Regions from separate parts of the Homo sapiens genome. Here regions 1, 2, 3, 5, 6 and 7 are each linked to region 4. A link is a contact called in ENCODE Hi-C or POLR2A ChIA-PET data. All regions are on one chromosome and are shown on one strand. The core of a region is the stretch at or near the end of the contact, and the rest is flanking DNA. Distances in the headings are between cores, read along the strand shown.

Region 1 (4,158 bases), core at 401-2,900, 720 kb before region 4:
ATCCGCCTTGGCCTCCCAAAGTGCGGAGATTACAGGCGTGAGCCTGGGGGAAGTTTTCTGATCGCTCACTAGGTATTCAGGGAGCTGGATCTCAGAGTCAGAGAGGGAGGTAAGGGGCGTGCATTGGGTCAGGTGAGGAAAGAGACTCCGGGAGTAAGTTCTGACTCCTTCCATGTGACTCAGGTAAAACAGGAGATGTGGACTTTCCGTGGAGGCCCAAATACATGTTTATTGAAGATGAGCTGGAAAATCTGATTCTGTGTTGAATGACGAAGTGCTAAGAATAAATAACAACCCCTTACATCTGGATGATACTTGAGAACTTACAAAGTATTTTATTGTACCTTGTCATATATTTTCTTCATTCCTTTCTTATTATAACCCTGGGAAGTGGGCCTTATCAGTGGTAAACTCAGAGTGACTTGCTAAGTGTCCAAGCTGGGACTGAAAATCCACTCTGTGCTGCCTTCTAGGGCGTTGATGAGTGCAGTGTTTTCTGGGTTGCTGAAAAAAAACAAAAAAAACCCCAAAAAACAAAAAACCACCTCCTTAAGTCTGTTCTTTTTGCATCTGACCACTCTCCTGTGCCTCTTTTCAACATTCAGGAAATTAATGGTTTCTCCCTAAGTCTCCACACTACACTTTTTCTCTAGTGGAGGCAGTAATGAGTTGCAGGCTCTGTTCTGACATGCTCAGAAAAATGCAGGACGGCAAGTCATAGCCAAAAACAACTCGACGTACTCAGCTGGGGCAACCCGTCACCTACTGCGGGAAGAGGCAGAACCGGGGATGCAGGGAAAGGACAGATTATTCTTATCCTGCCTCTCAAACTTCTGGCTGGGAGCCAGACTTCGGATGAAACCAGGCAATCTCATCTAGGGATTCAACGCTCCCTTACTATTGATGTCACCCACGCCGTTTGCTTCCGAAAACCTTTGGGCCGGAGGCTGCGGCTAGAAAAGCAATCAAAGGTTTCTCGCCGGGCTTAAAGGGCCACATCTTAGTGACGTCTCGGGTTATAAAATCTGCTTGACAATGAAATATCGTGTGCGCGATTCTGCTCCTCCCCCGACATGACGTGGCCAGACACGCCGCTCGCGTCAGGGCTGCCTTACGCCCCCAGGAAGACCCATTCCCACTCTGGGGCGCGCGCAGATTTGCTGTGGCACATGTACTATAACGCACAGGCAAAAGGGCAGTTTCCAAAACGTCTCCAACGTGATCTCACTCCAGAGATTTTTTTTCCTAAAGTTTTAGGGCTGCGCGGAAGGGAACATGGGGTTCACCTCAGGAAATTTCAGACGTCACCCCCCTCGGAGGAAGGTAGTCGCGTCCGGTTCCTCCCCGGGTGTCAGTTAAGCAGGCCAGGCTGTGAGCGAAGGTTCTGGGCGGGGCTGGACTGTTCTAAGTGAGTTCGGGTGGGGGAGCTTCACGAGGGGAGGCTGCTCTGTGAAGGAACCGCCTTTCTCTCCGCGTGTCTCACCCTTTTCTCCCCATATCTGTTTGGACATGAGCTGAGGGCACGGTCGCGGGCGGTCAGCCCTGTTCGCAGCTACGGCGAGGAGGGGCGCGATTGTTCCTTGTTGCCGCTCCGCTTAGTGGCCGCGTCCATTCCGCGCGGTGTCCCGATTTTAGGGGTAGGGAGAAGTGTCAGCTTCAGGCATCGCGAGGCGTGGCGGCCCCATGGCCCCGCTGGGAGGCGCCCCGCGGCTGGTACTGCTGTTCAGCGGCAAGAGGAAATCCGGGAAGGACTTCGTGACCGAGGCGCTGCAGAGCAGGTGTCCGTGAGGCGGGAAAGGTGGAAGGGGGAGCTCTCCGCATCACGTGACACGAGGAGTGCTTTTGGGTGTCACGGAGTGAGCTTTGGAGTACGGGTCGTCCGTTTGCAAGGCAGGAGGAGCACTGGGCTGGGGAAGGTGGAATGCCACCATTACATAAAACAGTAGTCTACACAGGCGAGCCTCAAAGAAGCAGGTGACCACCTCTCCAAAGACCTTCAGCTGCAGGTCTCTCTGAGAAGCATTAATAATGGTTCCTACGAAGGCACTTTCTATATACCAGGCGTTGGATACCAGCCTGGGCAACATGGCGAGACCCCGCCTCTACGAAAAATCCAAAAAGTAGCTGGGCGTGGTGACGCGTGCCTGTGGTCCCAGCTATTCAGGAGCCTGAGGTAGAAGAATCGCTTGAGCCCGGGAGGCGGAGGTTGCAGTGAGGCGAGATTGGCCACTGCACTCCAGCCTGGGCGACAGAGCGAGACCCTGTCTTAAAAAAACAAAACAAAAAACCCTCTTCACCTCTTTGTTAGGTACTGTGTGCCATTATTAGCATCTCCATTTCACAGGTGAAGAAACTGAGGCTCTTAAAAAGTTAAACAGGCCGGGTGTGGTGGTCATGTCTGTCACCCCAGCACTTTGGGAGACAGAGGTGCGAGGATGGCTTGAGAGCCCAGTAGTGGAGACCAGCCTGGGCAACACAGTAAGACCCTAGTCTCTACAAAAAAATGGAAAAGTTAGCCTAGTGCGATGGCGAGCACCTCTAGTCCAAGCTACTCAGGAGGCTGAGGTGGGAGGATCGCTTGAACCTGGGGGCTACAGTGAATTGTAATCATGCTACTGTCCTCCAGTCCTTGCAGCAGAGCCTGAGACCCTGTCTCGAAGTAAAATAAAATAAAATAACATACGAAGTTAACAACAAAAAACCCTTGCTGGTCACAAAGTAAGTGGCAAATCCAGGATTCAAATTCAGCTTTGTGGTTCATGATGGGCATCTCAGCAATTAATATATAATTGAAACAAAAAGAAAAAAAACCCAAACAAATTCAACTTTATCTTGCGCCAAGGACTGGTTTCTTTCTGTTTTATCTGGCTGCCTCCCCAAATAATAATACCTTTTGCACAGTGTTTTCTGTCAAAGCAAGATCTTCTGTGCAGGAGCATTTTGCTGAGACCTGGGCTAGGAGAGCAGAGGTTGGGGAGAAAGTGGGGCTCCTCTCCTCTTGAAGGCCAGTGTGGTGGGGGTACCAGGAAGCTGCTTTTGGGTACCACGGGGGTTCTATGAAGGTGTGGGAGAGCCCAGAGCAGAGGTCACCACCTGAATTTTTCATCACTAAGTATCTCACCACCTTTTCCTAAGTTGCATTTCTCCTCACCTCCAAACCCTGACGTCAAATAGTGGTCCGAAGCACAGGCTCTGGAATTAGACTGCTGGGATGCAAACCCTGGCTCACTGTTGATTAGTGTGTGATCTTGTACACATCTGTCATTCACTCTGTGCCTCATGTTTTTTTTTTTTTTTTTTTTTTTTTTTTGAGACGGAGTCTTGCTCTGTCACCCAGGCTGGAGCGCACCCAGGTTGCGGCTCACCGCAACCTCTGTCTCCTGGGTTCAAGCGATTTTCCTGTCTCAGCCTCCCGAGTAGCTGGGATTACAGGTGTGTGCCACCATGCCCAGCTAACTTTTGTATTTTTAGTAGAGACAGGTTTCACCATGTTGGCCAGGCTGGTCTGGAACTCCTGACCTCAGGTGATCTGCCTGCCTCGGCCTCCCAGAGTGCTGGGATTACAGACGTGAACCACCACCGCACCTGGCCTGCGTCTCAGTTTTGTCATCTGTAAAATGGGGATGATAATAGGGTGGTTGTGGGGATTAAATGAGATAATGTGTGTGAAGGGCTTAGAATAATTATTGGCACCTAGCAGAGGTGCAGGAACTAAATGTTGGCTATATTTATTTTACCAATCTTGGCTTCACTACTTGCAGTGTTGCTTTGGGGGAGTCAATCCTCCTTTCACAACCTCAGCTTCCTCATCTGAAACATGAAAATAAGAACACTTACAGCCAGGGCAACATAGTGAGACCCCCTCTCTACAAAAGATAAAAAAAATTAGCTGGGTATGGTGGTGCATGCCAGTAATCCCAGATACTCAGGAGGCTGAGGTGCGAGGATTGCCTGAGCCCAGGAGTTCAAGATTGTAGTGAGCTGTGATCATACCACTGCACTCTAGCCTGGGTGACAGCAAGACCCTGACTCTTAAAAAACCAAACCAAAACAAAACAAAGAACACTTATCGTTGGGCGCAGTGGCTCACGCCTGTAATCCTAGCACTTTGAGAGGCCGAGAAGGGTGGATCACTTGAGCTCAGGAGTTCGAGACCAG
Region 2 (3,858 bases), core at 713-3,212, 650 kb before region 4:
AAACTCTTGGGCTCAAGCAGTCCTCCTCCCTCAGCCTCCTGGGTAGCTGGACTACAGGCACTCGCCACCATGTCCAGCTAATTTAAAAAATTTTGTAGAGTCTGGGTCTTGCTATGTTGTCCAGGCTGGTCTCGAACTCCTGACTTCAATCAACCCTCCTGCCTTGGGCTCCCAAAGTGCTGGGATTATAGGCATGAGCCACCATGCCTGGCCAGAATCAAGATTATTGTGCAAGAGTAATTGTCACGTATCTGGGGTCGTGGCTTGTATTACAAGTAATATTTAGCTCTCAATCATCAGGGTTAATGGGGGATTGGAGAGGTGAGAACTGATATACAGAGGGGACTCTGGGCTCATTTTGGGGGGGCTCTGTCCCTCCCTGATCTGGACACTTGCTGCTTACCAGTCAGGAATGCTGTTTTAGGAGCTTCCTATGTGTATATGTGTGCATGTGTGCATGCATGGGCTAGTGTGTGCACACAACCATGTACACATGTGCACATATGTCCACCTGCTTACATGTTTTCTGGATGTGTGTCTGTGTATGTGTGCATGGATCTCCTACCCTTTCCTCTTCCCATCGAGGGAGGGAGCTGGACAGAGGCCAAAGGGTGATGGGGAATCAAGAGCCAGAGAGGAAGAGGCCTGCCTTTTAAAACCCCAGGTGTTCTGGGGAATTCCCTCATGGTGACTTCCTTTCTGATTCCTAAGGCTGCTGTGGTTAGAAATGAAAATGAATTCAGCTCTGGTCCCATCCTTTGGAACCCCCTCTGCACACAGTGGGGGCTTAATAAATACTTGATGATGATGGTTCTGAACCTGGGAAGCCAGCAGCTGTTCCTAGTTCTGACTCTCAGAGCCCCATGGGGCAAATCAGGCAGGGAATGACCATGGGGGAATCTTCAGTCTTCCTGCCAGATCCCCCTGTGACTACACACCCAGCTGTTAGGGAAGGGGCTGGAGCCATGGTCCACTTCACACACCCTGCTTTGGAGAGGCCAGTTCTTCCTCAGCAGCTTCTCTTTTGTTTTCCCCAACTAACATTTGAACAATATTTATTGAACAACCACTTTGTACTGAATATCATAGTGGAAATGCATCCTGGGAGAAAGTATCTGATCTGTGGGGTCAGACTGACTAAGTTCAAATCCCAGCATCTTTAATTACAAGCGGGATGACATCTGACAAGTTACATATCTATGTTTGAGCGTTTGAGTGTTTTTTCCACTTTCCTTTCTCTCCTTCTTCTCCTTCTCCTTCTTCTTCTTCTTCTTCCAATTTTCATCTGTAAAAGGAGAGTGATGACATCATTTTTGTGGGGTTGATGTGAGGGTTGGAAATAACAGAGAGGACCCTGAACACGAGGCGTAGGCACTCAGTCAATGGTAGGTGAGTTTATCCACCGGGTGTTAGAAGGTGTGGATCCCCCCTGCTTCTGTGACCTTGACGTTGTTACTCAACACCTCTAAGCATCAGGCTTTGTAAATGAGACCATACTGCCCACCTCCTTGGGTGTTTGGAGACTGTATCCGGATAATATATGTGAAACAACCTATCGTAAACCCTGGTGGTTAATAAATGTTTGCCTTCCCCTCCGTCTGCCCCCTCATCAGGGTGCACACCTCCCCTCCTTCGGAGGCCCTCTGTCCCTCCTCCCCATCGCCCAGCGTGAGCGAACATCCCTTATCGCCGTGGGCTTAAGGGTTGTGGCCATACCTGTCAGAGGAAAGAGGACAGCGGCTCAGCTCCGGGGTGGGGGAGCAAAAACTACAGTTCCCAGTCCTCGCTGCGCCGCCACTGGGGCCGGAGCCCAGGACGCCAGGCCCCTCCTCTGGGGAGGAGCCTATGCGGGGGGCGGAGCTAGGAGGAGGTTGGAGAGTTAAGCCAAGCCAATGAGACCAGCTGCTAATAAGTGGGCTTGGCTTACAATGTAACAGTGGCAGGAGGAGGCGAGCGAAGCTATTGAGCCAGCGAGGAGTGAAGCTGAGCCTGGCCTCACACGCTCCTAGAGGACCACCTCCTGAGAGAGTTCTTTCACCCCCTCTTCTTTCTCCAAGCTCCCCTCCTGCTCTCCCTCCCTGCCCAATACAATGCATTCTTGAGTGGCAGCGTCTGGACTCCAGGCAGCCCCAGAGAACCGAAGCAAGCCAAAGAGAGGACTGGAGCCAAGATACTGGTGGGGGAGATTGGATGCCTGGCTTTCTTTGAGGACATCTTTGGAGCGAGGGTGGCTTTGGGGTGGGGGCTTGTGCTGCAGGGAATACAGCCAGGCCCCAAGATGGACACTTCTGGGCACTTCCATGACTCGGGGGTGGGGGACTTGGATGAAGACCCCAAGTGCCCCTGTCCATCCTCTGGGGATGAGCAGCAGCAGCAGCAGCAGCAGCAACAGCAGCAGCAGCCACCACCGCCAGCGCCACCAGCAGCCCCCCAGCAGCCCCTGGGACCCTCGCTGCAGCCTCAGCCTCCGCAGCTTCAGCAGCAGCAGCAGCAGCAGCAGCAGCAGCAGCAGCAGCAGCCACCGCATCCCCTGTCTCAGCTCGCCCAACTCCAGAGCCAGCCCGTCCACCCTGGCCTGCTGCACTCCTCTCCCACCGCTTTCAGGGCCCCCCCTTCGTCCAACTCCACCGCCATCCTCCACCCTTCCTCCAGGCAAGGCAGCCAGCTCAATCTCAATGACCACTTGCTTGGCCACTCTCCAAGTTCCACAGCTACAAGTGGGCCTGGCGGAGGCAGCCGGCACCGACAGGCCAGCCCCCTGGTGCACCGGCGGGACAGCAACCCCTTCACGGAGATCGCCATGAGCTCCTGCAAGTATAGCGGTGGGGTCATGAAGCCCCTCAGCCGCCTCAGCGCCTCCCGGAGGAACCTCATCGAGGCCGAGACTGAGGGCCAACCCCTCCAGCTTTTCAGCCCTAGCAACCCCCCGGAGATCGTCATCTCCTCCCGGGAGGACAACCATGCCCACCAGACCCTGCTCCATCACCCTAATGCCACCCACAACCACCAGCATGCCGGCACCACCGCCAGCAGCACCACCTTCCCCAAAGCCAACAAGCGGAAAAACCAAAACATTGGCTATAAGCTGGGACACAGGAGGGCCCTGTTTGAAAAGAGAAAGCGACTGAGTGACTATGCTCTGATTTTTGGGATGTTTGGAATTGTTGTTATGGTGATAGAGACCGAGCTCTCTTGGGGTTTGTACTCAAAGGTAGGGGCTGTGGTTTCTCTTTATACCTTGAACAAAAGGAATATGTAGGTAGCAAGAGAGGGATTGAGAGAGGGGGATTGTGAGAGAGAGAGATTGAGAGAGAGAGAGAGAGAGAGAGAGAGAGAGAGAGATTGAGAGATTGGGAGGGAGACTGGGAGAGAGAGGTGGTGGTGGTGGTGAGAGGCGCTTGCTCAGTTATATTCAACACTCTAACTTCCCGTGGTTTTCCTTCTTGATCCCGGGAGAATTCATTCCTAGCTTCCTCTGGGGGGTAGGGGACATCCCCACACACTGTGTCTAATTTGCAGACTCTCTGTTAGGGAGGATTCAATAATCCCTTCTGAGAAATCGCTTTTCCTCCTGGCTCACTCGTACTAAAGCATAACCCAGCAGCTTAACGCACCAATTAATTACACTCCGCCTTCATGTGTTTGCCAGTTCCTGCGACTTCCCCTTCTTTCCTCCCCTCCCTGCTCCACTCCATTTTCCTGAGGATAAAAAAGAAATAAATGTCTGGGTGGGGGGTGGGGATTCCGTACCATTGCCCAAGTCCCTTCTCTCCCTGTCTTCTCCATCTCTTCCCAAGTTTCTGTTTCCCTCCTCTTCTCAGAGAGTCTCGGGCAAAATAGAAAACCATCCATGACCTG
Region 3 (4,204 bases), core at 479-2,978, 740 kb before region 4:
TACCTCATTTCCTCCATGATAAAAGGATCCAAGTGAGGCCCTGTCACAGCCTGTGGGTAGGGGATGCGGCGGGATCCTCATTGCCATGGTACTCAAAGGTAGAAGAGCCTGGAGTTTGTTGCTTCTCTTTGCTATTCTTTCATATCCTCTTGGGCCTGGTGATTAATTAGCAATTCTCATTCCTCTCAGCCAAAGGCCTGCACTGGGCTTTATTTGTCTTTTTTTATTTTTTAAGCACTGCCTGCCAGAGATGGGCCTGGGGCCTGATGAGGACCTTAGCGCTGCTCGTTCTCCTTTTCTGTTCATGCACACATTCCTCCATGGGGTGGGGAAGGCAGGCATGGGGTGTGGCCCTCGGAGAAGTTAGGAGTCCCCCAGCTCAAGATACAGTGGCAAAGACCTAGTGGTCCCCTACCCCCACTTCTCTCAGTTCCTGGCATGAGGAGAGAAGACCCTGCTCTGGTGGAGCTGACAACCTTTGAGGCTGGGAGGAGAGCAGCCTCTGGGCATCGTTCCCAGTGTCCCTCACACTAAAACGGCGTAGATGGCAACCCCCCACCCCCACCCCGCTGCTCAACTCTTGTGTTTGTTGTTCTGTTTGCCCCATTTATCTGTTGCTGTTTTTGTGTTGTCTTCCCCTGCTCCGCATTTTGTAAAATGGCCCCTGGGGGAGTGTTTTTGCTGGATCTGCTCCCTCTCGCTCTCTCACTCCACTACTTTTTGGAACAAAGTGATGGCAGAATGCGGTGGTGGTGGGGGTCTTTTGTACTGTTGGATTAATAAAATGATTTTAAAATCCCAGACAAGGACTCCTTGCTGTTGCTGTGTGAAAAGGCTGGAATGAGCCGCTGTCACTGCTGGGTAGGGTGCTTAGGGGTTGAGGATATGTATGCTCCCCAGGGTCCCTGGGAGTGGGAATGGCAGATTTGGCCCCTGAGCTGACCCTGGTATAAGCTGCTGAGCCAAGGGAGGCCTGTGTTTCCCCGCCCATCCCCCTGTGTCTCCACTGTGAGAAACTGAGTTTCCTTTTTGAGCATATTCCTGGGCCAGGCCTGGAGCCAGGCGGATTTGGCACCACAGCCTCTGGAAGACAAGTGCTTGAGCTCTTCTGGGTTTAGCACCCCACCCACCTCCCAGTTGTTTGGGTTAGGGAGCAAGTGTCGCTCTAAGGGTGAGGGGAGGGGCTGCTTCTGTCCTAGCAAATTTCATTTTGGGATGTTTTTCAGATCGTTCCCGTCCCCCAACCGTTTTTTAAAGTAGCAATGGCATCTTTTAAGCAGTCTGTTTTGGAGCAGATTGGGGAGAATGGCAGGAGGGCTATTTCCACACCCTGGATTTGCGACCTGTCCCTCTCCCTTCCCCCATCTCACAGCTGTCTCTGTCTATCCTGGGGCCAACCTGGCCCCTTGTCTTCGTCATCTCAGAAGACGGCACCGTCTGCTTTTCTCTCAGTTTGTGGGGGTTCCCTCTAGAAACTGTTTAGACACTGGGAAAGAAGGGCAGGAAACTCAGGATTCGGTTAGCTGGGACCCCGGTCGCCCACCAGGAGGTAAGCCCAGGTTTAGGGCCGTGTCGCTAGACCTCCCTTCCCCTCCCCTGGCTCTCAATTCCTGCTCTTATTGGCCAAAAGTTTCCGCCCCCTTGGGGAAGTTGACTTTTCATTGGTCAGTTTCTGGTCACATGATTTTCTTCTCGGGCTGCAAACAAAGGGAAGCCTGCAACAAGTTAAGCTGAAGACCGAAGCAAGAGCTGGTTCAGGTAATGCCTTAGCTGGGAAGGGGTCCACAGATTCGCTTTGAAGGGGGTGGAATAAGGAAAAGGGAAGGCGGAACTAATCTAGAAGGAATGAGCTGCTTTTCATTTCTGGGCTGGGGGAGGAAGGCCAGGTGCCGACGCTAACACAACAGGAACTTGCTCTGGGTACCCCAGGCAAGTGGCCCTAGATCCTTTGCTTTAGCGGTTTGGAGGAGCAACTGTTAGAGGAGTTTAAATTAACTAGAGGCGAGACTTCCTAGCTTTATGCTGAGTGGGAGAGCTCCCCCTTTAGCTGTTTTTTAGAAATAGCAGAAGTCTCTGTCATAATCCTTACAGGAGGTGTTTGTTGAATCCTGCCTGAATGAAAAGAAGGGGGTGGAGGGAGGGAGTGGAGGTGGGTTTTCTTCCAGAAGGTCGATGAAAAGAAAAAGATCTGGAAACACAGCAGGGAAGGGTGGAGATTAGACAGCAGAAGGAACTTCCTAATAAGGCAGTGAGATGCTGGCTTGGGAGAAGAGGTGTTTTTTTGAACCCTGGGTTAACCTAACCAAGAAAGAGGTATCAGGGTTTGGAACCCAGAGTATAGGAGTTTCAGAGTGTCTCCTATTTGGGTCTCATAAGTATTTGTTTTGTTGACCCAAATACCTTTGCTGGTTTCCATGGAGACAGTGGGTCTGACATCACTGTGGTTGCCATGGTGCCTGGTTCTAGAGGACCTGAGCAGGCTGCACACACAGCTAGGGATAAACAGGGACTTCAGCCCAAGCTGCTGCCACTTCCTTCCTGCCACCACCTGTTAACAGTCAGCAACTGGGGATGGGGAGATGATAACAAGGGCGGGGGTGGAGCCACAAGCGGAAGGCTGAACAGCCATGGCTCTATGGATACTTACAGATGCATGCCAGGGTGTCCTGTTGGATTTGGTACAGGGAGGTCATTGCAGCCATTCTCCTGTCTCCGTGTGGAATGGGTGCATGTGTCTGGGAGGATGGGCATTGGGAAAGACCTATCCAGGACTTGGATCTTGACTGGCAGGAGCCACAGGAGGTTACTTAGGGCACCACGCAGGACTTGAAAACAGCTCAAACAGAAGGGGATAATGTGGTTGGTTTCAAAGGTAGAACTGCCATACTCTCCCAGCCTCACTTCCCTTTTCCTGAGTTTTCTTATAAAGTGCTCGGGAAGCAGTCATTTATCCTGTTCTGAGGGATCACAATCCAGTACTCTTGAGAGGTCAGCTCATCTATCCTTCCACCTTTATGCCTGGTCCCAACAGGAGCTGCCTGAGGGAACTGTTTTAGCCTTGGATGAAGGGGCGGATCCCTCTCTTCTTACCCTGCTTTGTGTCAGTCAGGCTTTGGAAACTGGAGTGATTCCCTCCCCTATCCCTGTCAAGTCAGAGCAGATTAACCGGGTGCAGGACCATAGCCCTGATTTTTGTCTATTTTTTGCAAGCTATAAAGTGATGTATATATACATGATAGTTGCCATAAATCCATTTTCCCAGTCACCTTCAAGTTCCCTAAGACCAAACTCTGGCGATTACTAAGAAGGTAAACAGAATTTAGGATGAAGACTGAGAGTGATGAGGAGACTTATAAAAGGTGCATCCAGGTGGATCTAAGCTATGCCAGTGGCTCTTAACCCTGGCTGCGCATGAGAATCATTTGAGTGGTTTTTTAAAAGACCCACAGCCGGGCCTACCCCCCAACTCAATTGAATCAAAATCTTAGGTGATTCCAATGTGCAGCCAAGATTGAGAACCACTGAACTAGACCATACCAAGGACTTATGCTGGGCAAGTGGTGGGACACTTAGGGCTGAAGGAGGCCATTGAGTCTTCCCTTCCAGGTCCTGGGGGAGAAGGTAGTGATTGTGTAGGTACCTGGTGTTGTGAAGGGAGGGCTGTGTTGTTTCCCTGCTCTTCTTATTAACAAGTCTTCTTATTGGCAAGTTGAGTCTGTCAACCTTGCTGGGCTTCATCTTCCCTGACTCAAATGTCAGGGGGCTGGACTGGAATTCCCCAGAGCCTTTCCAGCCTATGCTACTTTGACCTTTCAAGGTCAGTTCAGTTTTCCAAGGCCCTGTTGGTCCCTGGAAGAGGCTGGCTTCTCTGTGGGTGTTGGCAGATTCTGATTTGCAAGGCAAATACTGCTTAGAAGAGCTGGGGTGTCAGGGAGAGAAGGACTGGAACCAGGCTTGGTTCTGGAGGCTGCTGCCCAGCACTTGAACCTTGGAACCCAGCCAAGGCTGCTTTCTGCATTCTGCCCCTCCTGAAGGGAGCTCCCATCCTTAAGAGAGCTTTCTTCTGCAGGTGGCAGCCACAGCAGCCTCAGGGACCTCAGCAACTATGGCCTCCTGCCCAGACTCTGATAATAGCTGGGTGCTTGCTGGCTCCGAGGTAGGAAGAGCGGGCCTGGGAACCATGGGGGTGGGGTTGGGGGGTGTT
Region 4 (3,710 bases), core at 294-2,793:
TCAGGGAGAGTCAAAGGCAAAAACGTTAACAATAATAACAAAAACGCCTGTTACTGTGGTGTTTTTCTTTCCACAACATCCTACACCAGAGGTGGCTACATTTCAAGAATGGTGGAAAAGGAGCAGTCTCCAGTTTGTGACATCAGTTTGCAAAGCAATTTAAGGGCTGTCCACAAGGTTAAGGGTTTGAAGAAACTGGGCATTCCTGTACCATTATGAGAAGAGTGAACAAATACCCCAGTGCTCTAGTGACGTCCCTTAAGCGTAAATACACCCTATGGGGGCCTCCATGTCCAGCTTCCCAAATAACACAATTGTTTGGGGTACCCAAACTACAGTATAAACAGGAAGCTAAAGACAGCAGCAAAAACATATTCCAAGAACTGGGTTGGTGAGAAAGAAGGGAGGGTAATAAGAGGAGCTGACAAAGAGCCTGGAAACGGAGAGGGGACGCAAGCCCACGGGTGGAGGATGGGAGGCTCACCCCCCTCAGCGCCACATCGAGAGCCCACGGGGCCAATCTCCTCCCTACCTCCCAGCCGGAACAAATTAATCCTTCGCACACCAAACTGAGGGCCACATGGGGGAGTTTGGGGGAGCTCCACCCCATCGCCCTCCCTCCCCCACGCCACCCCCAAACCAGGCCGGATCCGGATCAGAGGAGGCCCGCAGTGGGTGGAAAGGGAGGAGGCCCTCTCCTCCGCAGGCACCGGCCGGGGTGAAGAGAGAGCCCTACCTCAGGCAAGGCCCAGGCCTCGCTCGCTCGCGCTCTTTCTCGCTCTCCCCTCTCAGGCTCTAGCCGCATGGCCCCCCCTTCCTACGGCTGCTCCAAGCCCCGCCCCGGCCACGCTCCCAAATCGAGGCCCCGGCTCTGGCGCGGCCCACTAGGCCGCGAACCCAACCATAAACAAAACCTCCGGGGGCCGACTCGAGGTGGGGGGCGCCAGGGCTCGCATGACTCGGGGGGGGGTGTACAGTGGGGGAACACACGGTGTGGGGGGGCCTACCGAGGGAGGGGATACGGCGGGGGCAGGGGAGAAAAGAGGGAGGGTAAAAGGGGGATCGCGGATTTAAAGGGGCCGCGGACAATACCCGGCCCCGCCGCGCTGCCGCTGCCGCCGCCGCCGCCGCCAACGCCGCTGCGCTCCCAACTTTACCTCAGTCTCCTCCACACTGACACCCCGGGCCGCGCCGCCCCTGTCACGTGATATAAGATTCCCTCTTCCCCACCCCCTCCCTCCTTTTCCCTCTCGCGCTCGCTCTCGCGCCTTCCCCCGCCCACTTGCCTTCCTGCGTCCCTCAGCGCGTGACGCTAAAAGGGGCGCGCACGCAAGCGTGCGCGTGCCGCCTCGCCACGAGACACCTCTTTCCGGCTCCGCGAGTCCACCCCGCCTCCTTCACGGCGGCCCTGCCTCCACCACGTGACGCACGGATGGCCGCCGCTTCCTCTTACTGTCGTAGTTCCGCGTCTGAGCGCTCGACGCTCCTGGGTGCCATTGCCTGCCTGAGTCACGTGTCAGGGGGAAGCTGGAAGGCGTCGTTCTCCTTTCCCAGCTCTCCTGCCTGTCCGCCATGTTTTCAGGCCGGGTCTGGCTTGGTCTTCCCCCGTAAGGAAATGGCCGGGGAGCTCCAGGGGACCCAGGCGCCGTCGCTTCGGCGGAGCCTGGGCTGACCAGCCAGGACAGCGGGGTAAACCCGAACAATTCTGCGCGAGGTAGGGAGGCCATGGCGTCCGGCAGTAACTGGCTCTCCGGGGTGAATGTCGTGCTGGTGATGGCCTACGGGAGCCTGGTGAGGAGATTACCCCACCCCATTCCTGCTGTCGCATCTTACCCAGTAGAGACCCTCCTTTTGAGCTGTACCCCGTCTGCATTCTCCACCCACTCACCTGCGCCTATCCGGGCTTTGACTCCTTATTCCAGGAGTAGGTGGGAGTTTAAGTCACTTAGTCGGGCCGACCCGCCCTCGTTAGTCTAGAACCCTCCCTTTAACGCTAGAGCACAGACCCCACGCCTCCCTGCTGCTGGCTTCTTAGATCCACCCCCATCATAACGGCCTTGCTTTGCCCCAAGTTTTACCCTGAAACATTCCTGAGAGCCGGAATCTGGGGATTTGGAATGAAGGCATGCTTTTTTAAAAAAAAAACAAAACAAAACTGACTTTTTATTAAAGGATTTTTACATCTTTTTGGACAGGTGTTTGTACTGCTATTTATTTTTGTGAAGAGGCAAATCATGCGCTTTGCAATGAAATCTCGAAGGGGACCTCATGTCCCTGTGGGACACAATGCCCCCAAGGTAGGTCCTTAGGGCACAAGTTAAACATACTTCTCCAGATCTTTTAGGGTCAAGAATGAGATTTCCTCTGCCTTTAGTGATGACTTTAATTCTCATGTTTCTTTGCGTGCACTTGTCCTTGTACTTACTAAGTTGAGCAGGCACTGTGCGCTTTGGAACTTGGCTTACCTGCTCAGTGCTGTGGCAAGCATGTGGCTCATCCTGGAACTTCTGTTTTTGTATCTGCAGAATGAAGGGCTTGGGTCGAAGTTCCCAACTGTTTGTAGTAAAATATTTCCCAGCTCATCTTAAACTACCCAGTGTTTTTTGTTTGATTAGGATGGGGTTGAGATCATTAAGGTTAACCCAAGAGCAATGAGAAGGGTTACCTTTACATAATTTTAGACTTAAGAGGAGCTCCATAAATCATCTAATTCCACCATTCATGTTACCAAGAAGCCCAAGAAAAGGAGGCAGTTTACCAGAAGACGTATAGGAAGTGAATAACCCAGTGGTCTTTTATCTTTGTCTGTACTTTCTCCTTAGGTGACTGTCTTCCTTTCCTTGGCTTTAGCTACAGATGAAATTTTATCTCTATCCTAGAACTCTTTCCTGAGTTCCTTACATATATTGCCAACTGATTACCTGACATTTCCACTTAGATTTGTAGTAGACATCTCAAACCCAACATTTGTGAATCAGAATTATTGCTATCCCACTGCCACTCTCATTCTGCTTCTTTAGTCTTTCGCTTCTAAGTAAAAGACACCTGCTTCCCTTACCAACCCCCTTTTGTGTGGCTCTCCCCAGATCACTGGGACCCAGCTCCACTGGCTGAATTTTCCACCCTTTTTGCTCCTGTGATCTGGAATGGTCTTCAATTGGCTAGCTCATTCATTCTTTTGATCTTAGCTTAAATGTTACTTCCAAAAAAGGAATGCTTATTACCTATTTTAAAGTAGGTTCCCCCTCTCTTTATTTTCACATGGTACCCTGATTTTTCCTTCATAGCATTTACCATAATTTTTATGTTTGTCCATTTGTTTAAAACATGCCTCTCTCTTCCGCTAGACCGTAAGCTTCAAGAATGCAGGCACCATGCCAGTTTTGTTCACGACTATAAAGCCAGGACCTACACATAGTAGGTACTCAGTAATTTCTTGTTGAATGAAAAACAGGTTAGTGCCAGGGCCTACACATAGCAGGTACTCTGTAATTTGTTGCTGAATGAAAAACAGGTTAGTTGTAGAGCTAGAGCTCATGACTCCCTCAACTCCTAGAGCACTGTACTTTCATTAACAAGTGCTATTAACCTTCCCCTCTTTGTTCTTTGCTGACATAGTACATGAAAAGGCTCTAGGAGGATGTCCTGGCTTGAAACCTTAACAGTCCTGCCTGCCTCATGAGAAAGACATAGGGTTAGTTTCTAGCACA
Region 5 (3,929 bases), core at 983-3,482, 780 kb before region 4:
CAGCACCTGTCTTCCAGACACTGGGGTCTACATCAGCCAGAACTGAGTAGTGATGAGAGTCCCATTAGAGCAAGCCTGTCTCCTTGACACCTGAGCCTAGTGGGCACTGCCTTCTTTCTTCCCCAGAGCCCCATTCTGGTGGTATTAACCCCTTTTTGACCCCTGTGCCAGGGCTGGGGGTGTGTGGTACCCAAGGGAGGGGACAGTGTCTGGGGGTGCCAGCAGGTTGTGTTGTGCCCACAGCAACCATGTAACAGAGGCACGCTGGGGGAGCTGGGGTCCCTGGGGCCAGGGACAGAGGCACTGACAGAGATTTCTCCTTGTTTCATCAGCTGCTCCAGGGGGAGCCCCCTACCCTTCTCCCCAGTTACCACTAAGGAGGAACACTAACTATCATCCAGACATAGTCACACATATGTCCCTCTCTAGCGCAGCACAACACTCCTTATGCCCACTCTCTCCTCCCCAACCTGATGTCCACTCCATGCCAGCTCTCCCAGCAGTGCCAGGCGGGTACAGGGGTGACCAAACCAGTTGGTGTGTGTGGGGCAGCAGGAGGCAACCCCATAATCCTCCAGGCCTCATCCCCACACTCACACATACTCCCTTAGGGACCAGACAGTTCCCATCCTGCTTTAACCCCTCACAGCCCAATCTGGTTCCCCCGTCCCTGATAAGCGGTCTCCCTCCTCCAGGAATAAGTTGGGGGAAGGGGGAATAGCTGCGCTGACTCATTCCCATTCTCGGCTGCAGCTAGGGGTCTCCAAGGCATTCGGGCGGGGGTCAATTCAAGAACACCCTCCACCTGGCCCGGAAGCCTGGACAGCCTGCCGGTCTCCCCCTCTCCCCAGCACCCACTTCCGGTGTCCCAAACTAGGTCAGCAGCGCTCGTTTCCTGTGGGTCAGCTAGCACCGGCGCCTCTGCCCCTCCCCTGCTCCGGACCCAGGCTCCCCGCCCCCCTGCCCCCCAGGGCGCCCCGAGGTCTCACCATGTCTCAGCCGCCCTTTGATACGTGGGGGTTGTGCGGGGCGGGGGGCAGGGGACCCGCCCTCTCTCTAAACACCAGCAGGGCCGGGGCGCCTGGGCAGGCACGTGTCCGGGCACAACCCGCTGCCCACGCCGCCCCCCCACTCCCGCCCCCACCTCGCTCTGGCCGGGACACGTCGCTCTCTTACTTGGGATGGGGTGGGAGGAGGGAGAGAAAGCTGGAAATTGAAAGCAGCGCCCCCCACCCCTTTGAATGGCAGCCTTCTGCCAGGCGCACTCTGTAGGTTCTACAACAACACAGTAGCGACCCCCACTCTGGGCTGGGGCAGGTGCGCCGGCGCCGGTGGGGGGACGGGTAGTAGGTAGGAGAATTCTTCCTAGTCACCCGCCCTCGCTCTTGGGTTCTGTGGTCATGAGCTGGCGTGGAAAAGGTAGCGGCGGGACTGGAGCCTGAAGGAAGGGAGTGGGATTGAGGGGCAGGGAAGAGAGCGGTCGTTCTATGTCGGTTCAGAGGTTGTTGCTGAGCCCCACTACCGCTGGAGAGAGCGCGGCTCTGGAAGCGCAAGAAACCGAATAGTCCAGCCGGTAACTTTCCCCCAAGCCGCGGCTCCTCCTGCGCCCCCCCAACCCCCATGCAACTGGCCTGGGGCCAATCCACCGCGCCAGGGGGCGCGGGGTGGGGGGGGGGTGCGCGTTGTCCTAGTTAGAGTCCGTCAGCGTTTCCATTCCCTCAACTCAGTCCGGTCTGGGGTCTCCCCCTAAAGTCACGAAGGAGACTGGGGGAACGCTCAGCGTCGCCTCACCCCCTCTCCATCCCGAAGCCGTCTGTCTGTCTGATCCCAGGAGAAGTGCAGATAAACTTTCTGGGGACCCTCCGCCTAGGGTTGGGGGGCATCCGCAGTTCCTTCTCTGTCTTTCATCTCAGTTAAAACCAATTCCAGAGACCCGGGGTGTTGGGAAAGCACAGGGAAGGGGAGTGGTGGGAATGTGATCTGCATGCGTGTGTATCTGGGGGTCCCACTTACAGGACGGACGAAGGACACTGCAGTAGTCTCGAGCCTAGTGAACCCCGAGCCAGGAGACAAAAGTGGGGTACACTCACCTCTCAGCCGTCGGGTCCGCTGGCTGGAGCTGCTGAGGCTCACAGTGTGGGAAGAAGCGCGTCCCCCACCAGGCCCGGGGGCTTGGGGCCCTGCTCCGGTCCTGGTCAGAAGGCCGCGGTCAGTTGCTCGCCGCTCGCTGCTGGGGGGCTCCTCCTCCGCCGCCCTCTGCCTCCTCCTGCCGCCCGCCCCCCCTCGGCCGCCAAGAGCCGTACATTCACCTGGCTCCCACCCGCCCCCCCCTCAGGGCCCGCCTCACCTGTCCTGCTGTCTCACCTGTCCTCCAGCTTGCTTTCCCCCCATCCCTCCCCTCCCTCCCCCCGCCCCTGCCACCCCCCAAACTCCCCCCCCCCAACACTTAGAAACACCCTCTGTCACTTCCTGGTTTTTCACCCGCCCCCCCAGGCCCCCTCCCTCCGCCCAATAAGGACATAAACTTCAACCCCTTCGTCCAGCCAGTCCCTGCAGAGCGCAGATGGGTCCCTCCCTCCTTTTTTGCCCCCTTCTCCAAACTCTTACTTAGCTCTCCTAGCCTTTCCCACCCTCCTCCTTTCCCTCCTTCTTTCCTTCTCTCTGTCTCCCTTCACCTGCCGCGGTCCCTCTCTCCCCCCCCTTTCTCCTGCCCCTATCTCTCCCAGTCCACCTTAACTCAAACTCCGCCCCCGGCCCCCATCCAGCCCTTTGCTGCTGCTCTGCCCGCCCCCTGCACGCCACCGCCCTGTCCGCTCATTGGCCTGAATACCCGCTCATCTCCAGTAGGTCTCGCCTTGCGTTCGTCCAGGGAGGGGGCGGAGCCGAGGGGCTGGCCTGGAACCTGGAGAGGAGGGGGGAGGGGGCAGTGTCCGCAGCGGCCAGGGAATCGAGCACCCCCTACAGGGGCTCCCTCTCCTTCAAGAGGGGCTTCTGTAGGGTCAGGACCTCAGGAGGGAAGGGTATGAGAGGTTAGGGATAGGCTGGGTGGGGGTGAATTGGGGACTTAGGGTCTTGAGGGAGGGGGTCCCGTGAGGGGCTGTAATCAGGTCAGGGACCTAGAAGGGAGGGGGAGGGGGAGCCACCAGGCCTTCGGCTCCGGCCCCTACGCCCCACCCCCTCTCGGAGGGAGCCGGGGAGTTGAGCCTGCGGGCGCCCTGCGTCCCTCCCCACGCGTGACGGTGCCCCGCGGGGAGGGAAGGGCGCCCCAGGCAAGCAGCCTCTGTGCTGTCGCCAGTGCCCGCTGCGGCCTTGGCATTGTCGGAGGGGAGGGGCCCAGTCTGCGAAGGGGGAGGGGGCGCGCCGACGCTTTTGCTCCCCACCTCCATCCCGCGGGTTCCCTAAGTGGAGAAACTGAGTCTCCACCGAGGAGGGATAGCTTGACATGAATTCGCTGAGAGACCCAGGTGGCGAGGGGTGCCTGGATGTTTTGGGATGTGTGGTATGTGTAGGTTTTGGGGAGGACCGGGATAAATACTTAGGAGTCCCCCAACTGAGAAAGGTAGCGGGTGAAGGATGTTTCTGACTGAGCCTGCGGAGCTGCGTACCCCAAAGGGCCCCTCCCACTAGTGTCAAATGGAATCAAATCCGGCTACCTAGGGCCAGGTTTGGCTCCCCTGCGACAAGCCAGGCCGAACCGGGTCGGACTCGCTTTCCCCTCCCAACCCCCCTCCGCAGGGGGCCTCCCTCCCTTTCCAGCAGGTGGCTTCTCGGGACACCAGCTCAACCTGTTGGACCACAATGGGCGGCGCCAGGGGGGCCCTGGCCCTCACCCGGGCTGACCCGGGATCCCCGCGCACGAGGGGCGGAGTCCAGGTCCCTCCCTCCCTCTTTCTCCCTCTCTCCCTCTCCGCGCCGGGCCGTGACTCAGC
Region 6 (3,726 bases), core at 344-2,843, 970 kb before region 4:
TGGTGGAGATGAACAGGAAGGGAGGGGAAATGGGTCTGCTTAGAGGCTGGACTTTCCATGGCCAAGAGCCCAGAGTCCAGGAACCTGGGTTGGTTCCCCTTTAAGGTGCCTGGGGCTGTGGGGTGCCAGGACAGGGGATAAAAGGGGGTGGACTAGAGCCTGGGAAGCGGGTGACTTCACCCCCCAGCCCATTGTGCTTATTGTCATGGCAACCCAATCCTCGCTTGGAATGCGGCTGGTGCTTTGAGATGCAAAAGGAGCTGGACAAAGAGCTAGGGGCCCCAGGCCTGAGAAAAGCACCCCCCTTCCCTCTCCTTCCTGCCTCCCTTTCCCTCCCTCCCTTCTCTCTCAGGCCTGGTGAGCTCAAGGGGGGCTGGGGAAAAGCAAGGCCCCAGGCATGGTGGCACAGTGCCCACTGGCACCCTAGCACCAATGGATACTCCTATCCTGGAATCCTGGACAGGGTGAAGCTCTATGAGGGACCCCAGCTTGTGGCGGATTCTGGGGTGATCATTGACACATCCATGCGAGGGGGGCGTCTTGGTGTATTCTGCTTCTCCCAAGAAAACATAATTTGGTCCAATCTCCAGTATCGATGCAATGGTGAGGTGGCTGATTGAGATCAACCTAATCCTTCATGCCTTGTGGGAGAGCCACATCCTCTGACCTTACTTATTTCCCCTTCTTCAGACACAGTGCCTGAGGACTTTGAGCCATTCCGGAGGCAGCTGCTCCAGGGAAGGGTGTGAGGAGGAGGCCACCAGATTCAGAATTCAGAATTTTAGACCCTTTGGCCTTGGGGTCCATCCTGGAGACCCTGAGGTCTAAGCTACAGCCCCTCAGCCAACCACAGACCCTTCTCTGGCTCCCAAAAGGAGTTCAGTCCCAGAGGGGTGGTCACCCCACCCTTCAGGGGATGAGAAGTTTTCAAGGGGTATTACTCAGGCACTAACCCCAGGAAAGATGACAGCACATTGCCATAAAGTTTTGGTTGTTTTCTAAGCCAGTGCAACTGCTTATTTTAGGGATTTTCCGGGATAGGGTGGGGAAGTGGAAGGAATCGGCGAGTAGAAGAGAAAGCCTGGGAGGGTGGAAGTTAGGGATCTAGGGGAAGTTTGGCTGATTTGGGGATGCGGGTGGGGGAGGTGCTGGATGGAGTTAAGTGAAGGATAGGGTGCCTGAGGGAGGATGCCCGAAGTCCTCCCAGACCCACTTACTCACGGTGGCAGCGGCGACACTCCAGTCTATCAAAGATCCGCCGGGATGGAGAGCCAGGAGGGCGGGGGCTGCCCCGCTAGGGGTAGCGGGGAGGCCGGGGGGCCGGGGGGGCCGGAGGCCGGGACGAGTGCAATATTGGCGGGGGAAAAAACAACACTGCACCGCGTCCCGTCCCTCCCGCCCGCCCGGGGCCCGGGATCCCGCTCCCCACCGCCTGAAGCCGGCCCGACCCGGGAACCCGGGGCGCGCTGGGGAGTTGGGTTCACCTTGGAGGCCAGAGAGACTTGGCGCCCGGAAGGCAAAGGGAATGGCAAGGGGGAGGGGGGAGGGAGAACGGGAGTTTGCGGAGTCCCAGAAGGCCGCTTTCCGACGCCCGGGCGTTGCGCGCGCTTGCTCTTTAAGTACTCAGACTGCGCGGCGCGGAGCCGTCGCCATGGTGACGCGTGTCCCAGCAACCGAACTGAATGGCTGTTGCTTGGCAATGCCGGGAGTTGAGGTTTGGGGCCGCCCACCTAGCTACTCGTGTTTTCTCCGGCCTGCGAGTTGGGGGGCTCCCCGCCTCCCCGGCCCGCGCTCCCGGGCGCGCTGACGTCAGATGTCCCCACCCCGCCCAGCGCCTGCCCCAGGGTCTCGCCGCACACAAAGCTGCGCCTCGGGCGCCGCGCGGCGCGCGGGCGAGAGCTGTGGTCTCTCGCCTGCTGATCTGATGCGCTCCAATCCCGTGCCTCGCCGAAGTGTTTTTAAAGTGTTCTTTCCAACCTGTGTCTTTGGGGCTGAGAACTGTTTTCTGAATACAGGCGGAACTGCTTCCGTCGGCCTAGAGCGCAGCCTGCGACTGCGGGACCCAAGTTCCACGTGCTGCCGCGGCCTGGGATAGCTTCCTCCCCTCGTGCACTGCTGCCGCACACACCTCTTGGCTGTCGCGCATTACGCACCTCACGTGTGCTTTTGCCCCCCGCTACGTGCCTACCTGTCCCCAATACCACTCTGCTCCCCAAAGGATAGTTCTGTGTCCGTAAATCCCATTCTGTCACCCCACCTACTCTCTGCCCCCCCCTTTTTTGTTTTGAGACGGAGTCTTGCTCTGTCGCCCAGGCTGGAGTGCAATGGCGCGATCTCGGCTCACTGCAACCTCCGCCTCCCGGGTTCAAGCGATTCTCCTGCCTCAGCCTCCTGAGTAGCTGGGGTTACAGCGCCCGCCACCACGCTCGGCTAATTTTTGTAGTTTTTAGTAGAGACGAGGTTTCACCATCTTGGCCAGGCTGGTCTTGAACCCCTGACCTTGTGATCCACTCGCCTCGGCCTTCCAAAGTGTTGGGATTACGGGCGTGAGCCACCGTGCCACGCCCGATCTGCCTCTTAAGTACATAACGGCCCACACAGAACGTGTCCAACTCCCCCGCCCACGTTCCAACGTCCTCTCCCACATACCTCGGTGCCCCTTCCACATACCTCAGGACCCCACCCGCTTAGCTCCATTTCCTCCAGACGCCACCACCACGCGTCCCGGAGTGCCCCCTCCTAAAGCTCCCAGCCGTCCACCATGCTGTGCGTTCCTCCCTCCCTGGCCACGGCAGTGACCCTTCTCTCCCGGGCCCTGCTTCCCTCTCGCGGGCTCTCGCTGCCTCACTTAGGCAGCGCTGCCCTTACTCCTCTCCGCCCGGTCCGAGCGGCCCCTCAGCTTGCGCGGCCCAGCCCCGCAAGGCTCCCGGTGACCACTAGAGGGCGGGAGGAGCTCCTGGCCAGTGGTGGAGAGTGGCAAGGAAGGACCCTAGGGTTCATCGGAGCCCAGGTTTACTCCCTTAAGTGGAAATTTCTTCCCCCACTCCCTCCTTGGCTTTCTCCAAGGAGGGAACCCAGGCTGCTGGAAAGTCCGGCTGGGGCGGGGACTGTGGGTTTCAGGGTAGAACTGCGTGTGGAACGGGACAGGGAGCGGTTAGAAGGGTGGGGCTATTCCGGGAAGTGGTGGGGGGAGGGAGCCCAAAACTAGCACCTAGTCCACTCATTATCCAGCCCTCTTATTTCTCGGCCCCGCTCTGCTTCAGTGGACCCGGGGAGGGCGGGGAAGTGGAGTGGGAGACCTAGGGGTGGGCTTCCCGACCTTGCTGTACAGGACCTCGACCTAGCTGGCTTTGTTCCCCATCCCCACGTTAGTTGTTGCCCTGAGGCTAAAACTAGAGCCCAGGGGCCCCAAGTTCCAGACTGCCCCTCCCCCCTCCCCCGGAGCCAGGGAGTGGTTGGTGAAAGGGGGAGGCCAGCTGGAGAACAAACGGGTAGTCAGGGGGTTGAGCGATTAGAGCCCTTGTACCCTACCCAGGAATGGTTGGGGAGGAGGAGGAAGAGGTAGGAGGTAGGGGAGGGGGCGGGGTTTTGTCACCTGTCACCTGCTCCGGCTGTGCCTAGGGCGGGCGGGCGGGGAGTGGGGGGACCGGTATAAAGCGGTAGGCGCCTGTGCCCGCTCCACCTCTCAAGCAGCCAGCGCCTGCCTGAATCTGTTCTGCCCCCTCC
Region 7 (4,232 bases), core at 669-3,168, 650 kb after region 4:
ACTGAATCCGGTTGGGCCCTGGGAAGGCTCCCTGCAGTGGCCTTTGAAGGGGGGGTTGGATTTCAGCAGGATAGAGGGCATGGGCATGTGTGGGCACGTTCTGAACAGAGGGGTCAGCGCAAGCCGAGGGTCTTGGCCACACTAGTTGCATGTGCCGGTGTGTTTAAGGGACACGCAGCAGCAGGCCGAGTCTGGAGCGCCTCACTGCCAGGCTTTTTAAAAATTTTTAATTTTAATTTAATTTTATTTTATTTTTACTTTAAGTTCTGGCATACATGTGCAGAATGTGGTTTGTTACATAGGTATACATGTGCCATGGTGGTTTGCTGCACCTATCAACCCATCATCTAGGTTTTAAGCCCCGCATGCATCAGGTATTAGTCCTAATGCTCTCCCTCCCCTTGCCCCCATCCTTCTCCCCGCAACTGCCCACAGGCCCTGGTATGTGGTGTTCCCTTCCCTGTGTCCATATGTTCTCATTGTTCAACTCCCACTTATGAGTGAGAACATACCGCCTGGCTTTAAGGGACAGCCATGGGGATGCACTGCAGTTTCTGAGCAGGGAAGGCCCTGTGGAGGCCCTTAGTTAAAAGGAAAGAATGGCTGTGAAAATCGATGCATTGCGCTCCCTTGTCCCTCACCCTCAGTGTGAAGGGTTTTTATTCCGAGTTCTACTTGAAGTAGGCCTCGATGGGAAGACAAGTAGCATGAGGGGTTCAAGTACTGAGGGGAGCAAGGGACACTCGGTGGCTGTGCCAAGGTGTAGAAGAGGACACTGGGGGCCCCAAGGCCTGACTTCATGTACACTGCTCAGGCTGGCCCCCAAGTCACACGGTGACCGCTAGGAAGGGACCAGCCTGTTCTCAGTCTGATCCTCCTGCCATGTCATTATCCAAAGCTCCTCCTGGCAGGGCCTGTTTGGGGTCTCTGTGCCAGTGCTTTCCCTGCCAGGCTGGGCTGGGGCTTCCACCTACTGCTCTGGGACTGCTGCTGCCCTGGCCCTGGGGGAGGAGGGTGTGCCGCTGAGTCACTGCCTGGGCATCTGGGCCTGGAACCTCGGGTGAGTCACTTAGGGCTGAGGTAGAGGGGCTGGGGGAGGGGAAGAAGCTACTCGACAGCTGGAGCAGGGAGGGGAGCTGGGGCCACAGGAAGGGCGGTGCCCTGATGCCCAGACGGGCCGGGATAGACAAAGGGCCAAGGAGGAAGGGGCCCTGGGAGGGGGCAGCCCTCCCTTGGGCTGGGCTCTGAATGGCCACAGTGTTTGCCTTTCTCCGGGTCTGGGGAGGACATGTGTGTGGGGGGCAGTGAGAGAGGGCTGTGGCTGAGGGCTGTGCTTCAGGCCTGGATTCTGGCTTGGGAAGCTGTCCAGCTGGTGTTTTCAGCCTTGGGTAGGGATGTACCCCTACCCACCCACCCAGCCCTCAAGCTGGAGAAGAGGAGGCCAAAGTTTTCCTGTTCAGCCTTTAACTACTCGGGACTTCCTTATGCTCCCCACAGACTGTGGCCCAGCCCAACTGCGGCTGTGTGTAGAGCAACCCCATTTCTCACTGCTTCCCCATCCTTCCAGACACCTTCCTACACAGAGGGACCTTCCCAGGTATTTCTAAGCACACTTAGTTACCTCATTACCTCATTAAGAGGTATTCTGGTGCTGGCCATTAAAAGTCACTCCACTTCATCCATGCCCTGAAGTCAGTCCTGTCCTTCTCCTCCTGATGTCCCCCAGCTGCCTCCTCTGGCCCCCAGCTTCCTAAGGGTGGCCCCAGGTTGCTTCTCTCTCACACACACGGGCGCATGTATGTACACGAGCACTGGACCATGAAGTCTCAGCGTGTGCTCACAGCCTCTCACACAGGAGTGGGCTGTGACTCACAGGCATGTCATGAGAATGAGGCCTGGCACCAGTCTCCAGGCCCCAGAGCAGGGGTTGCCTCCCCTCACCCCGGTCCAGGATGCCCAGTCCCCACGACACCTCCCACTTCCCACTGTGGCCTGGGTGGGCTCAGGGGCTGCCCTTGACCTGGCCTAGAGCCCTCCCCCAGCTGGTGGTGGAGCTGGCACTCTCTGGGAGGGAGGGGGCTGGGAGGGAATGAGTGGGAATGGCAAGAGGCCAGGGTTTGGTGGGATCAGGTTGAGGCAGGTTTGGTTTCCTTAAAATGCCAAGTTGGGGGCCAGTGGGGCCCACATATAAATCCTCACCCTGGGAGCCTGGCTGCCTTGCTCTCCTTCCTGGGTCTGTCTCTGCCACCTGGTCTGGTGAGTACCTCTGTCCTGCTGAGGGCAGGGTGGGGAGGATCCCCGTGGGTCTCTGTCTTTGTCTCCACAGTTCTCTCATTCCAGCTTCCCTGGTGGGATCAACCTGGGCCTCTCTGGGCCTTCCCCCTTGGAAGAACTCTCTGTGAAGTGCTGAAGTGTTGACTGAAGGGTTTTTTTTTTTTTTTTTTTTTTTTGAGATGGAGTCTCGCTCTGTCGCCCAGGCTGGAGTACAGTGGTGTGATCTCAGCTCACTGCAAACTCCCCCTCCCAGGTTCACGCCATTCTCCTGCCTCAGCCTCCCGAGTAGCTGGGACTGCAGGCGCCCACCACCATGCCCGGCTAATTTTTTTGTATTTTTAGTAGAGATGGGGTTTCACCATGTTAGCCAGGATGGTCTCGATCTCCTGATCTCGTGATCCACCCATCTCGGCCTCCCAAAGTGCTGGGATTACAGGAGTAAGCCACCGCGCCCGGCCGACTGAAGGGTTTTTCTCCAGGTTCCTCTGTGAGGTCTCAGTGCAGGGGTTGCTCTGAGGCCCTCCCCTGGATATCTCAGTCTAGGGGCCCTTCTTTGGGGGTCTAGGCCTAGGAGCAGGAGGTGTGCATGTGGGCGTTGCTGCAAAAAGAATCCTGAGATTTTTTTTTTTTTTTGCAAAGTCCTGGATTCTAGCAGGACTAAGGTGCAAGAGGCAGGGGTCTCAAGACTCTGCCTGGGTCATGGCCCCAAGCAGCAAAGCTCTGCCCCCTGCCTCGGTGAAGGCAGGGCTGGCATGATGGGCCCAGGGCATGCCCTGCCTCTGGCATAGCTCCTCTGGCCTCACCCTGAAACCTGCCTAACCTTTCCAGGCTGGTCTGAGTATTCTCAGAGGCCTTGCCGCTGAGGTCTGTCCCATCCTGATCCCAAGGCAATGAACATTTCATATCTTTAATTCTAATTCCAACAGGATCCTTCCTGGTGGAGAGAATGTTAAGTTGCCCCCACCCTATCCATGCCCCTGTCTGCCTAGAGGCTCAGGGGCCTTCAGGGTGAGGGGAGACACATTCCCCACCCTCTGGGAGCTCCTAGTCTGAGAGAGGAAACACTCCTGCCCAAGGGAGCTTCCAGTTAGATGGCAGAGAGAGATGCCTCTGGCTTCAGGAGTCCCGAGTCTAAGGAGGGAAACGACTCCTTCAGGGAGCTTCCTGCTCCTAGGCTGTAGCCATGGCTCCTGCCAGACTGCACAGGAGCCCCCATCTGCCAGCCGGTGCATGTGGCCCTGCTCCCCAGAGCCTGCGCAGATGCCATCAAAATGGGACTCTGGTCACCCTGTCATTTCCCTTCTGGCAGACACTAAAATGGGGAGCCCTGCCCTCAGGGGGGTGTCCCAAGTGCCATCAGAGGAGGCTTGGTGACTCCCAGACACAAGGGAAGCTTTAGCGTCTGCCCTCAGGGTGAGATGGAGGTATCGCCTCCGGCCTCAGGGAACCACAGTCTGAGGGGGAGATGCAGCCCCTGCCTTCCCATTCAGAGAGGGGTTTTGTGAGGTGGCTTGGGGGCATAGGGCAGAAGTGGATCCTACAGGCTGAGCTAAGGCCCCAAGAGCCTCAGCAGTGTACCCATCACCTGGCACCTCTGCAGCCACAGATCCATGATGTGCAGTTCTCTGGAGCAGGCGCTGGCTGTGCTGGTCACTACCTTCCACAAGTACTCCTGCCAAGAGGGCGACAAGTTCAAGCTGAGTAAGGGGGAAATGAAGGAACTTCTGCACAAGGAGCTGCCCAGCTTTGTGGGGGTGAGTGGCACAGGCCTGTGGGGGAGGTCCTGGTGTGAGTGTGGGGGTGCAGGTTAAATCTCTCCCCCAGTTCCGGGTGCCTGTCGATGCAGGTGCCAGGGTGGGGCCCAGCCCCCTCCCCACTTTAGCTTCATGGCTCCACTGGAGTGGAAATGAGGCCCGAGTGGGAGTGCTTAATTAATGGCTGTTTCCTGCAGCATTCCA

Evidence for each region. A loop is a pair of places that touch in the nucleus more often than their neighbours do. ChIA-PET counts read pairs that join two places held with the same protein, here RNA polymerase II (POLR2A). Pooled maps may share reads with other maps.
Region 1: a loop to region 4 is called in a map of naive thymus-derived CD4-positive, alpha-beta T cell, with 14 times the contacts of the local background. The contact joins the promoter of PMVK here to the promoter of LTAP1 in region 4. A Hi-C loop is called at or near these places in 2 of 168 maps with a recorded cell type or tissue (both naive thymus-derived CD4-positive, alpha-beta T cell), 4 of 37 single-sample maps with no recorded cell type and 14 of 50 pooled maps. POLR2A ChIA-PET finds 5 or more read pairs at or near these places in 1 of 52 experiments (activated CD8-positive, alpha-beta memory T cell).
Region 2: a pooled map shows a loop between it and region 4 (6-fold over the local background). The contact joins the promoter of KCNN3 here to the promoter of LTAP1 in region 4. A Hi-C loop is called at or near these places in 4 of 37 single-sample maps with no recorded cell type and 7 of 50 pooled maps. POLR2A ChIA-PET finds 5 or more read pairs at or near these places in 1 of 52 experiments (H1).
Region 3: a pooled map shows a loop between it and region 4 (8-fold over the local background). The contact joins the promoter of PBXIP1 here to the promoter of LTAP1 in region 4. A Hi-C loop is called at or near these places in 1 of 168 maps with a recorded cell type or tissue (naive thymus-derived CD4-positive, alpha-beta T cell), 1 of 37 single-sample maps with no recorded cell type and 9 of 50 pooled maps.
Region 5: a loop to region 4 is called in a map of CD8-positive, alpha-beta T cell, with 16 times the contacts of the local background. The contact joins the promoter of ZBTB7B here to the promoter of LTAP1 in region 4. A Hi-C loop is called at or near these places in 1 of 168 maps with a recorded cell type or tissue (CD8-positive, alpha-beta T cell), 2 of 37 single-sample maps with no recorded cell type and 11 of 50 pooled maps. POLR2A ChIA-PET finds 5 or more read pairs at or near these places in 1 of 52 experiments (AG04450).
Region 6: a pooled map shows a loop between it and region 4 (15-fold over the local background). The contact joins the promoter of THBS3-AS1 here to the promoter of LTAP1 in region 4. A Hi-C loop is called at or near these places in 8 of 50 pooled maps.
Region 7: a pooled map shows a loop between it and region 4 (4-fold over the local background). The contact joins the promoter of S100A2 here to the promoter of LTAP1 in region 4. A Hi-C loop is called at or near these places in 2 of 50 pooled maps. POLR2A ChIA-PET finds 5 or more read pairs at or near these places in 2 of 52 experiments (MCF 10A and activated CD4-positive, alpha-beta T cell).

Annotation. Positions count from the first base shown.
Region 1 is chr1:154,934,211-154,938,368 of GRCh38, reverse strand. PMVK (phosphomevalonate kinase) reads left to right here and starts at 1,650. Exons shown (of 5, transcript NM_006556.4): 1 at 1,650-1,778. The coding sequence starts at 1,684. RefSeq lists enhancers at 260-1,201, 1,181-1,380, 1,202-2,144 and a silencer at 2,101-2,200.
Region 2 is chr1:154,868,385-154,872,242 of GRCh38, reverse strand. It overlaps KCNN3 (potassium calcium-activated channel subfamily N member 3), which reads left to right and starts at 1,962. Exons shown (of 8, transcript NM_002249.6): 1 at 1,962-3,211. The coding sequence starts at 2,279. RefSeq lists enhancers at 2,093-2,182, 1,255-2,211, 3,619-3,858.
Region 3 is chr1:154,953,623-154,957,826 of GRCh38, reverse strand. PBXIP1 (PBX homeobox interacting protein 1) reads left to right here and starts at 1,728. Exons shown (of 11, transcript NM_020524.4): 1 at 1,728-1,758; 2 at 4,070-4,156. The coding sequence starts at 4,106. It overlaps PYGO2 (pygopus family PHD finger 2), which reads left to right. Exons shown (of 3, transcript NM_138300.4): 3 at 1-801.
Region 4 is chr1:154,218,423-154,222,132 of GRCh38, reverse strand. LTAP1 (lipid transport auxiliary protein 1) reads left to right here and starts at 1,543. Exons shown (of 7, transcript NM_001098616.3): 1 at 1,543-1,791; 2 at 2,196-2,297. The coding sequence starts at 1,726. UBAP2L (ubiquitin associated protein 2 like) reads right to left here and starts at 1,178. Exons shown (of 27, transcript NM_014847.4): 1 at 1,158-1,178. RefSeq lists silencers at 1,005-1,154, 2,015-2,084 and enhancers at 675-1,422, 1,405-1,844, 1,423-2,170.
Region 5 is chr1:155,001,105-155,005,033 of GRCh38, reverse strand. ZBTB7B (zinc finger and BTB domain containing 7B) reads right to left here and starts at 2,232. Exons shown (of 3, transcript NM_001256455.2): 1 at 2,091-2,232. RefSeq lists an enhancer at 1-260 and silencers at 964-1,083, 2,794-2,983, 3,094-3,333, 3,734-3,929.
Region 6 is chr1:155,192,864-155,196,589 of GRCh38, reverse strand. THBS3-AS1 (THBS3 antisense RNA 1) reads right to left here and starts at 1,593. Exons shown (of 6, transcript NR_183238.1): 1 at 1,218-1,593. It overlaps THBS3 (thrombospondin 3), which reads left to right. Exons shown (of 23, transcript NM_007112.5): 22 at 464-603; 23 at 691-1,002. The coding sequence ends at 749. MIR92B (microRNA 92b) reads right to left here and starts at 1,413; the gene lies at 1,318-1,413. It overlaps MUC1 (mucin 1, cell surface associated), which reads left to right and starts at 3,681. Exons shown (of 12, transcript NM_001371720.2): 1 at 3,681-3,726. RefSeq lists an enhancer at 1-424 and a silencer at 1,581-1,910.
Region 7 is chr1:153,563,530-153,567,761 of GRCh38, reverse strand. S100A2 (S100 calcium binding protein A2) reads left to right here and starts at 1,918. Exons shown (of 3, transcript NM_005978.4): 1 at 1,918-2,256; 2 at 3,875-4,028. The coding sequence starts at 3,885. RefSeq lists enhancers at 757-996, 694-1,893, 1,867-1,926, 2,046-2,803, 2,804-3,561 and 1 more.